Regions from separate parts of the Homo sapiens genome. Here region 1 is linked to region 2. The links are chromatin contacts, found by Hi-C or POLR2A ChIA-PET in ENCODE. All regions are on one chromosome and are shown on one strand. The core of a region is the stretch at or near the end of the contact, and the rest is flanking DNA. Distances in the headings are between cores, read along the strand shown. Region 1 has its middle 88 kb from the start of EDA2R. Region 2 overlaps MSN (moesin).

Region 1 (5,638 bases), core at 40-2,539, 1.0 Mb before region 2:
ACTATTTACAATAGCAAAGACTTGGAACCAAGCCAAATGTCCATCAATGATAGACTGGATAAAGAAAATGTGGCACATACACACCATGCAATACTATGCAGCCATAAAAAAGGATGAGTCCATGTCCTTTGCAGGGACATGGATGAAACTGGAAACCATCATTCTCAGCAAACTAACACAGGAGCAGAAAACCAAACACCACATGTTCTCCCTCATAAGTGGGAGTTGAACAGTGAGAACACATGAAAACAGGGAGGGAAACATCACACACTGGAGCCTGTCGGGGTGGGGGAAGAGGAGGGAGAGCATTAGGACAAATACCTAATGCATGAGGGGCTTAAAACCTAGATGATGGGTTGATGGGTGCAGCAAACCACCATGGCACATGTATACCTGTGTAACAAACCTGCACATTCTGCACATGTATCCCAGAACTTAAAGTAAAATTAAAAAAGGAAAACATGCTCAACATCACTAATCATCAGAGAAGAGCAAATGAAAACAACGAGGTACCATCTTATGCCAGTCAGAATGTCTATTAAAAAGTCAGCACAGCTGTTATCTTCATTTTATAGATAAAGAAACTGAGTCTGAAACAGGTTAAGTGCATTGCCTAAGATGACATAGGAAGGATTTAGAGAGGTAAAGATGTGAAACCAGAAAGTCTGGCTCTACAGTTCTGCATTATTGTTATACTATGTTGTCCCTGGCCCGGAGCCCCAACCCCTAAGGCAAGGATTCACCAAATTCTTTGATGAAAGCTATGGACCTTCTCTCCCTACAAGTGCAGAGAAATTTACGTTTTTATTTTTATATACTATTTCAAGGAATTCACTTCCTGACCTTCACCACTGCTACAAACCCTTGTGTATTTCCGGTAGGAATCTCAGATGAAAACTCCTAGCTTTAAAGTTTAAATTCCACCATTCTTAAACTCTGACTCGGCCTCAAACCCTATCAAACCCTATCATTTAACAACCCAGCTCTAGAAAAAGTAGGGCGTGGTTGCGGCACTCATACTGCCCTCTATCGCCGCCTACTGGAATGTCCCTGGTAATGACAACAACATCGCCACACCTGTGGCTTAGAGACCTCTTCGCACTTTCAGGGCGTTTTCACAATAAGGTGCCATCATAGCTCAGGGGTATGAAGCCCCAACTACAGAGGGTGGGGAGTGGAGTCCGGCCTTAAGTCTGTGCCGCCAGTCGTTCCAGCAGAGTCCTTTCCGTCATGCTCTGCTGCACGACGTGTACGGGCGACACCGCCATTTTAGTTTTTTATCAGACTGTCTGCGTCACCAGGAACTATGGCCGCAGCCTTTGGAATTCAGCAGAGGTCGCTGGAGTACATCTTTTTCCTCCCTGACTGTGGTCCTAGGGAAATAATCATGAGCCGCATAAGGACGTTTGGATCAATGATGTCAATGATGGACCACATATATGATGATAGTCCCATAAGATTACCATGGAACTGGAGCTGAAAAATTTCTATAATCTAATTATATCTTTTTTTGTTTGTTTTTAAGAAAGAGTTTTGTTCTTGTCCCCCAGATTGGAGTGCAATGGCACGATCTCGGCTCACTGCAACCTCTGCCTCCCAGGTTCAAGCAATTCTCCTGCCTTAGCCTCCTGTGTAGCTGGGATTACAGGCGCCCGCTACCACGTCTGGCTAATTTTTTTGTGTGTATCTTTAGTAGAGATGGTTTTTCACCATGTTGGCCAGGCTGGTCTCGAACTCTTGACCTCAGGTGATTCGCCTGCCTCGGCCTCCCAAAGTGCTGGGATTACAGGCATGAGCCACCGCGTCTGGCTGCCTAATGATATCTTGATGATCCTGATCCAGTGTAGGGCTAGGCTAATGTGCATATTTCTGTCTCGGTTTTTAACAAAAAAGTTAAAAAGTGAAAAAAAAAAAAAGGAAAGAAAAATGAAAGAAAGAAAAAGATAATTTAAGAAATAGAAAAAAAGCTTATAAAAATAAGGATATAAAGAAAAAATTGTGTACAGCTATACAATATGCTTCCCTTTTAAGCTAAGTGTTCATTACAAATGAATCAAAAAGTTTTTAAAAAAGTAAAAAAAGTTACAGTAAGCTAAGGTAAATTTATTATTGAAGAAATAACTTTTTAAAAAAAATTTAGCCTAGCTCAAGTTTATAGTGTTTATGAAGTCAACAGTAGTGTAATGTCCCAGGCTCTCACATTTCACCCACCACTCACTGACTCACCTAGAATTGTGTCTAGTCCTGTAAGCACCACTCATTAGTAAATGCCCTATAGAAGTGTATCTTTTTTTATCATTCATACCATATTTTTACTGTACCTTTTCTACGTTTAGATACACAAATACTTACCATTGTGTTACAATTGCCTAGAGTATTCAGTACAATGACATGCTTTACAGGTTTGTAGCCTGGGAGCAATAGGCTATACCATGTAGCCTAGGTTATGACATCTAAGTTTGTATCATAGTACATGCTGTGATGTTAGTACAGTGACAAAATTACCTAACAGTGCACTTCTCAGAATGTATCTCTGTCGTTAAGCAAAGAATCACTGGAGAAATCACAACTTTCTAACCTGACCTACTTCCTTCGAAGACTGGATACACTGCTTTAGCATGCACATCTTACAATTCACCATTCCTTGACCTTCTAATGTTGTCTTTTTCATGTTGCCTTTTTCTTTTCTTTTTTTTTTTTTTTTTTAGCTGTAATGTTTGCAAAACTCTGGGGTTCTGAATGTAGAAAAACACAACCCCAGTTTAAGACGTCCTCTTCCGATCCCTCAGTTTCTTGCTGTTCATACTTGCCATCTCCATCTCTGTAGTCTTCCTGATTAACACCTTCCAGCTTCAGATCTGGAAGTAGTAATCCGAGCACTGGACTGGAAATCAGATCAGACCTGTTTCACATTTAAAGCTTTGCCTTTGTATTAGTTCTGTGACAAGTCACTTGACCTCTCTGTGGTCTCAGTTTATGAAATTGGAAGGAGATTGGTTAATATGGGAGGATCTCCATGAGCCTTTTCTGTTTTGGTCTGCTAGGATTCTAAAAGTATTCTCTGTTCTTAATACTGTACTTACAATAGAGTCCACCCCAACTTTATTTATTCATACCCAAATAAATACACAACAAATATTTCTTAAATGAGTGTTGCTTTCCCAGTGCCTTTCAATATGCCTGGCATATAATACGTGTCCAATGATATTGAATAATAAATGAATTTGCCTCGTGCCTGTAATCCCAGCACTTTTGGAGGCCAAGGCGGGCGGATCACAAGGTCAGGAGATCGAGACCATCCTGTGAATGGAGAAACCCGGTCTCTACTAAAAATACAAAAAATTAGCCGGGCGCTGTGGCAGGCGCCTGTAGTCCCAGCTACTCAGGAGGCTGAGGCAGGAGAATGGTGTGAACCCAGGAGGTGGAGCTTGCAGTGAGCCGAGATTGCGCCACTGCACTCCAGCCTGGGCGACAGAGCGAGACTCCATCTCAAAAAAAAAAAAAAAAAAAGTTTAAGACCAGCCTGGTCAACATGGTGAAACCCTGTCTTTACTAAATATACAAAAAATCAGCCGGGCGTGGTGGCGGGTGCCTGTACTTGGGAGGCTGAGGCAGGAGAATCACTTGAACCCAGGAGGCAGATGTTGCAGTGAGCCGAGATTGTACCATTTCGCTCCAGCCTGGGCAACAAGAGTGAAACTTCGTCTCAAAAAAAGAAAAAAAAAAACAAAAAAAAACGATTTTGCAAAACCTCATCAATTTCCCCAACATCTCTTGCTTCATTTTCTTCCTTCTTCAGTATTTAGTCAGGCACTATTCATCTCTACCTGGATTATTGGGAAGCCCCTTAATTAGTTTCCCATGCCTAGTCTTTCTTTCACTAAGATAATTTTCCTTAAAACACAATTCTGTAATACTATTTTTTGTTCCAAAATTCTACAGAACTCTCTATTGCTTATGGGATCAAGTCTTAACTGACCCACCAGGCAATCAAGACTCCTCTTCAACCTGACCCCTAATTAGCCTAATTCTCCAGGTAAACACAATTACTTCCTATTCCTCAACCCATGTCTTACTTGCTTCACTCCATGTCCAACAAGCCCAGGAGAGAGATAATAAGGACCTGAGTGAGCCTAGCTGGGGCAATGGGGAGGACAAGGGGATGGATTTCAATAAATTTACACAGAAAATGTACCTACCTTTTCTGTCTCCTTCGCTTTGCAGTAACTGCCAAACTTTTTCAAAGAATCCTTCCCCTCATTCCGGGAACAATACTAGTAAATAATTATTAGGTGCTTCTTGTGTGCAAAATATTGTACTAAGTGCTTTGTATGTATTAATGCATTTAATCTTCACAATAGCCTTTGGGGTAGGTACTCTTAGTGTCCTCTCTTTACATATAAGACAGGCAGATTTAAGATTAAGTAACTTGTTTAATGTCAAATAACCAGTAAAAATAGCAGAGCTAAGACTCCACCCAGGTACACTGTCCCTAGTTTAAATTACTACGGTACTTTACTAGATCCCTTTCTTGGCTGCCATGACACTGCTTATTTCTGATTCTCTATTTCTTTTTGTGAAACATCATAGCCCCTTTCTTTATTGTCTTTGCCATCCCCAATATAGAAATCCCACAAAGTTGTTTCTTTTTAATGTATGTACATTGTTTTTTTTTAAATTATTTTTTACCGTTTTCTTTTTAAAAGCTTTTTTGTAGATTTAGGGGGCACAAGTGCATTTTGTTACATGGGTATATTGAGAAATGGTAGAGTATGGGCTTTTAGTGTGTCCATCACTTGAAAGGCTGCATGGCTTACATTGTACCCAACAGATAATTTCTCATCCCTCACCCGTCTCCCACCCTCCCACTTTTTGGAGTCTCCACTGTCTATTATTCCACTCTCTGTGCCCATGTGTACACAATATTTAGCTCCCACTTATAAGTGAGAACATGTGGTATTTGACTTTCTCTTTCAGAGTTATTTTATTTAAGATAATGGCCTCCAGTCTCATCCATGTTGTTGCAAAAGACATGATTTTATTCTTTTTCATGGCTGAGTAGTATTCCATGGCATATAAATACCATACATTCTTTATTCAATCTTCTGTTGATGGACACTTAGGTTGATTCCATGTCTTTACTATTTAATAGTGCTGCAATAGACATGCAAGTGCAGGTATCTTTTTAATGCAATGATGTATTTTCTTTTTGGAAGATACCAAGTAATGGGATTGCTGAGTAATAGGTAGTTGTATATTTAGTACTTTGAGAAATTTCCATAATGTTTTTTGTTCAGGTTTTGCGAATTTACATTTCCACCAGTGTATAAGCATTCCTTTTTCTCTGCATCCTTGCCAATATCTGTCGTTTTTTTGACTTTTTAATAGCCATTCTGACTGGCATAAGATGGTACCTCATTGTTGTTCTCATTTGCTTTTCTCTAATGATTAGTGATGTTGAGCATGTTTTCCTTTTTTATTTTGCTTTAAGTTCTGGGATACATGTGCAGAATGTGCAGGTTTGTTACACAGGTATACATGTGCCATGGTGGTTTGCTGCACCCATCAACCCATCATCTAGGTTTTAAGCCCCTCATGCATTAGGTATTTGTCCTAATGCTCTCCCTCCCCTTGCCCC
Region 2 (5,846 bases), core at 727-3,226:
TGGATAATTAGAAACATGTTTAGAAAAGATCAGTGGGGGTGGGAGGTAATGAGGAAAGTTCAAAAGGCTTCCAGAATTCAATGGCCAGTTGATTCCCTGACTCTAAGTCAATAGGCAGCTGGAACTGCCAGAAAGTTTCAGATGGAGAAATGTGAATGCTTATGTTGAAATGTAATATTGGCTTTTTGCAGAGGATGAAGGTAGTGGGTGGGCGTGAACAGAAAAGATTTTTTTAAAGCACCTTGTATATCATCCTAGATCTAAACAGGGCCCAAGGCCCAATTAACAGTTCTAATCATTTTCCACAGGGTTGCAGAAGAATAGTGTGTCCAGATGCAATTGGTGGGAAAAGGCAAGATCCAAGAAACAATCCAGCTGAGAGAGAGAGAAAAAAAAAGAGAGAGAGAGAGAAGACCCACTGAAGATGCTGAAGAGAAGAAGATGGACCATGAGGGCCAGGATATTAGGTCATGGGGGGAGAACAGACTTGGAACAGAAGTAGTAGAGCAGTGCTATGGTTTGGATGTGGTTTGTCCCCACCAAAACTCATGTTGATGCTTCATTGCCGGTGTGGCAGTGCTGGGAGGTAGAATCATTAAGAGGTAGTATGTAATGAGAGGTGTTTCAGTCATGGGGACCCCTGTCCCTGTGAATTACTTGACCTTTTGTCACATTATGAAACAGCACAAAGGCCCTCACCAGAGGCTGAGCAGGTGCTGGTGCCATGCTCTTGGACTTTACAGCCACTACAATTAGGAGACAAATAAGCCTCTTTTCTGTATAAAGTAACTAGCTCCAGGTATTTTATTATAAGAACATAAAATGGGCTGGGCGTGTTGGCTCACGCTTATAATCCCAGCACTTTGGGAGGCTGAGATGGGCAGATCATGAGGTCAGGAGATCGAGACCATCCTGACTAACATGGTGAAACCTGGTCTCTACTAAAAATACAAAAAAATTAGCCGGGCATGGTGGTGCGTGCCTATAGTCCCAGCTACTCGGGAGGCTGAGGCAGAAGAATAGCTTGAACCTGGGAGGTGGAGGATGCAGTGAGCTGAGATTGCACCACTGCACTCCAGTATGGGTGACAGAACAAGACACTGTCAAAAACAAACAAACAAACAAACAAACAAAAACAAAACAAAACAAACATAAAATGGACTCAGACAAGCAGCAACTGGTCTTTGCCTGTACTAACAGACTAATTGTAGAGGCTAAGAGACTCCAAGACTGAAAGGAAGTGAGGTAGGCACAGACTATGCAGCCAGTCCCAGAAATCCCAGGAGTGAGACCGTTAGCCTCTTTTTGCACCACGTTGTCTGTTTCACTATTGGGTGGGAGTAGGGGTGTGATAAGAGAAGGAGGATTAGCCAGGTGTGGTGGCTCATGCCTATAATGCCAGCACTTTGGGAGGCCAAGACAGGTGGATCACCTGAGGTCAGGAGTTCAAGACCAGCCTGACCAACATGGTGAAACCCCGTCTCTACTAAAAATAGAAAATTAGCTGGGTGTGGTGGCACATGCCTGTAATCCCAGCTACTTGGGAGACTGAGGCAGGAGAATCGCTTGAACCCAGGAAGCAGAGGTTGCAGTGAGCCGAGATCGCGCCATTGCACTCCAGCCTGGGCAACAAGAGTGAAACTCTGTCTCAAAAAAAAAAAAAAGAGAGAGAGAGAGAGAAGGATCATGGTGACTAAAGTAGTTCTGAGATCCAGAGTAACTCAGGAGAAGTTGGGCAAAGTAATACCTAAAGTGATGTCAAAAAAAAAAAAAGAGAGAATTCAGGCTCAGTGCTGGGGGGAGGGAGGGTGATCTCTCTGAGCACTGTCTCTTCCTTTGTGAACATAAAGAAATCAGAAACATAAATGTTCCACTTCCTTAGGCTCTAGGGCTTAAAGAGATGAGTAATATCTCTCAGCCTGCACTGAAGTCTCAAAGTGAGAAATTGAGGACGTGGCGGGAAGGAAATATGGTCTGAAATCAGAATTGAAACTGAAAAAGAACAAAGAACAAAAATGGATGACTCCTGACCCCAGGCTACAAGGAAATCTCTAAGGCCCATGGGGGTGCTGTGAACCATTTTATCAGGCAACTCTAAACCCCTTTTCCAAGCCAAGTTTTTCTTGCTTCCAGCTTTGCTTCCAGTTGAGACCTCCATTCCAGAGGAAAGAGAAACCTTATTTTCAAGTGAGAGCTTAGCATCTAGCTTCCAGTTCCAGGAATAACCTCTGTGGCTCCAGTGACTAGGGTCCTTATCATTCCACTCTGAGAAATGGTCCTATCCCTGAGGAAAAAGAAAATTCTTTATTGGCTCCCTTTGACCCGACAGCCAGCTTATCGGATCTGAGCCAGTATTTCTCAAAGCTCCCATGGAAAAAATCCTTAAGCAGCAGAAAATAATGAATGCATATACCCAAGGGACATAGGGGGTGTGGTAGGATGGGGTAGGGGGAGATAATAGGTAGATGGCTGTAACCCAGCTATAATTTCTTTGAAGCCTCAGGTTTAATTATTTGTGCAAATTTTATATTCTACTCCATAAATAATGAATTTTTAAAATTATTGCAAGTAAAATTAATGCTCTAGAATACTAAACCACATTCATCTCACAGCTTTGTATCCCTCCTGGAACCTGCCCCATACACCTAAAGAAAGTAGGACTTCAGTTTTTAAGACACTAGCTTAAGAAACTGGAGGTTGTGTATTCTACTCAGCTCCATGACTGTGGAGAGTTACAGGGTTCAAGCAACATAAAATGGAAAACTGAGGTGCAGTGAAAAGAAAAGATCTGCCTTGGAGTACATCCTCGTTAATTATCAGGAGCTTCTGGAAGCAAGAAAAAAAAACCCTTTACCTCCTTTTGACATGTGGAGGCAACCTACATCTGAGGTCTGTAGAGGGGAGCGGAGATCAGGTCAGCTTAGGAGCCCAGAGATTCTCTTCTTGAATCCCCCATGCATTTATCTGAGTAAACAAACTAGTGATGTCATCAGCCACTTCAAAAGCCCAGAAATTCTCTTCTTGAATCCCCCATGCATTTATCTGAGTAAACAAACTAGTGATGTCATCAGCCACTTCAAAAGCCCAGAGCATGGCCGGGCGCAGTGGCTCATCCTGTAATCCCAGCATTTTGGGAGGCTGGGGCGGGGCAGATCTTTTGAGCTCAGGAGTTCGAGACCAGCCCAGGCAACATGGTGAGACCCCATCTCTACTAAAAATACAAAAAGATAGCTGGTGTGGGCACCTGTGGTCCCAGCTACTTGGAAGGCTGAAGTGGGAGGATCACTTGAGACTGTGGGGTGCGAAGGTTGCAGTGAGATCACACCACTGCACTCCAGCCTGGGTGACGGAGCGAGACCTTGTCTCCAAACACACACACACACACACACACACACACACACACACACGAGCGTGCACGCCTAGAGGAGAATGAGGGAGTAATGCTGGAGCCACAAGAGAAGAACTGTGTGAGAAACAATGTGCAAAACTGCATCAATGCCCAAACACCTGAGACCCCCAAGATACCATTACAGATTTGGCAGCATCTGCATCAGCCACCCACCTGAAAGCAAATTATTGCACCACTGGAAAGCACCAAGATGGGCTACCACTATTGCTGTTTCTGTTATTACACATTGCCTGTGGTCAAGTGGTCACCTGCTCTATAACAGAGAACATACTCAGCTGAGGTTCTAAGTTTCTTTCTTTTATCGTTTTTTGTTTGTTTGTTTAGAGATAGGGTCTTGCTGTTAACCAAGCTGGAGTGCAGTGGTGCAATCATAGCTCACTGTAACCTTGAACTCCTGGACTCAAGTGATTCTCCAGCCCCAGCCACCCAAGTAGCTAGGACTACAGGCATGCACCACCATGCCCAGCTAATTTTTAAGTTTTTGTAGAGATGGGGTCTCGCTATGTTGCCCAGGCTGGTCTGAAGCTCCTAGCCTCAAGTGATCCTCTCACCTTGGACTCCCAAAGCACTAGGATTACAGGCATGAGCCACCATGCCCAACCTAGCTAGGGTTCTAAGTTTTGGAAGCAGGTAAAGTGGAAGAAGGTTCCAGAGGACAGTTGATCAAAAGCATTAGAAAAACTGGAAATGCTATGTGCCCTGGTTTAAGCCCCAGCTATACCACTTCCTAGCTATATGACCTTAAACAGATAATTTCACCTCTGTAAGCCTCAGTTCCTCATCTGTAAGATGGAGATCCTCCTACTATAATATATGTTAGTTATTTTATAAAATGAAAAAAAAAAAGGTTTACTGTCCTTATTGCAGAGTATTCAAGTCCTAAGTACTTTACTGAGCCAGAAGAACTTCCTGATTTCATAGCTCCCTCATCTGAACTCTCAGGGCAATGCCACCTACTTTAGTCCTTAATAAGAACCACCAATATTAGAATGCTTGGTATGCACCAGGCATTTTACTTATTTGAGGATTAAATCACAAAATCTGAGATTAGCATGATTATCATTTTACAAAGGAAAGGAAAGTACTGAGAGGCTAAATGAGCCATCCAAGGTCACACAGCGAAGTAACAGGACAGAATTTGAACTCAGGGCTGGTTCTAAATCCTATGCTTTATATATCACCCCATGGAACCTGACCTCAAGGGCGTTTATTTCTTTCTTTGTGGGTAGAGAGTTGCATGTGCCTTTCTATGCTTTTATAGGTAAGGAACTCCAAGTTCCTGAAGAACAGAGATGGTGTTCGACAGTGTAGACCTTCAGTCAATATTAAATGAATCAGTAAATAGATGAATGAATCGATGCTTTGAGATTTCACCTCTGTCCTTGAGCACAGCCCTTTAGTGGCACCTAGGTAATCCAAGATCAAAAGCTTTAGAAGTTGAAGCAAGTGACAAAATCACTATAGCAAAACATGTTCTCTCTCCCCTCTAGCTGTAGCACACTCACAAGAAGAGAGGTAAATGAGACAAACTATGAGTCCTACTTCCCTTTCCCACCAGGCCCTAGACTTCCTCAAGCTATGGCATCCCATTGTTGCCTATTATTTATTGCTGGTGCCAAGGAGTACTTCCTCTCTGGTTGGCTTCCTCTCTGGTCATTGGCCAGATGACTGCTGCGTTCCAGGATGGCCATAAAGCTTTTGCCAATTCCTGCCAAGGAGTCTAGCTCCTTCCTCCCAGGCCCAGGCTCTACCAGGAGGGCCTCCTTGAATGATGGGTCCCAAGAGCCAGACAGAACGGACTTCCTCCCTTATGCCTCATCAAGTTAGAGAGAGAAGAGCTCACATCCCCCAAATGCCTATGAACACATAACTCTACTGATTCCTGACCTGACCTGCCTTGGCCTCAAGAGGGCCAAATGCTCAATTCCTTGAGTTCAAATCTTTTTCCCTGTATTTTCTCACCTGTGGGGTCCACCTCTGTCCCTCTGACTCACAGAATGTGACTGCCCCCCTCCTTCTTATGATAGTCCTTCAGAGGTCTGAAGACAGAAAGCATATCTTCCTTGAGTCTTCTCTAAGTTGAATACTCCCAATCACCCCAAACAGAGTAGTGCAGTGCAGGAAAAGTATAGTTTTGTGATCAGAGTTGTATTCAAAATTCCATATCACAACTTACTAACTACATGACCTAGAGTATGTTCTTTCACCTCACAGAGGCAGGAGCATTGTGAGGATTAAAGCGCCTAGCCAGGAATAGGCCATAGTATGTGCTCAATAAATGATACTTCTCAAGATAACAATGATGAGAAGTCATGGACTTCTTGGTTTCCAAGTCTCCCAAAGGCTTTGTTTTGGAAGCAGTAGCATTCAGAACTAGCATACCAATCTGCCCAGGGTTCCCTACTATCTGGGGTTCCCTACTATCTGGACTTCCCTC

What was found. Hi-C counts contacts between places; a loop is a spot of excess contacts on that map. ChIA-PET counts read pairs that join two places held with the same protein, here RNA polymerase II (POLR2A). Pooled maps may share reads with other maps.
Region 1: a map with no recorded cell type shows a loop between it and region 2 (8-fold over the local background). The contact joins two enhancer-like sites. A Hi-C loop is called at or near these places in 1 of 37 single-sample maps with no recorded cell type and 1 of 50 pooled maps. POLR2A ChIA-PET finds 5 or more read pairs at or near these places in 1 of 52 experiments (activated T-cell).

What each region holds. Positions count from the first base shown.
Region 1 is chrX:66,724,587-66,730,224 of GRCh38, reverse strand. No RefSeq gene overlaps it. Among named protein-coding and RNA genes, the nearest start is that of EDA2R, 88 kb to the right of the region's middle. Within about 2 kb of position 1,289, at least 9 of the 41 ENCODE cell types and tissues checked have a DNase peak (open chromatin) inside an H3K27ac peak, as active enhancers do.
Region 2 is chrX:65,719,966-65,725,811 of GRCh38, reverse strand. The region is part of intron 2 of MSN (moesin); the gene reads right to left. Among named protein-coding and RNA genes, the nearest start is that of MSN, 55 kb to the right of the region's middle. RefSeq lists a silencer at 2,731-3,025. Within about 2 kb of position 1,976, at least 6 of the 41 ENCODE cell types and tissues checked have a DNase peak (open chromatin) inside an H3K27ac peak, as active enhancers do.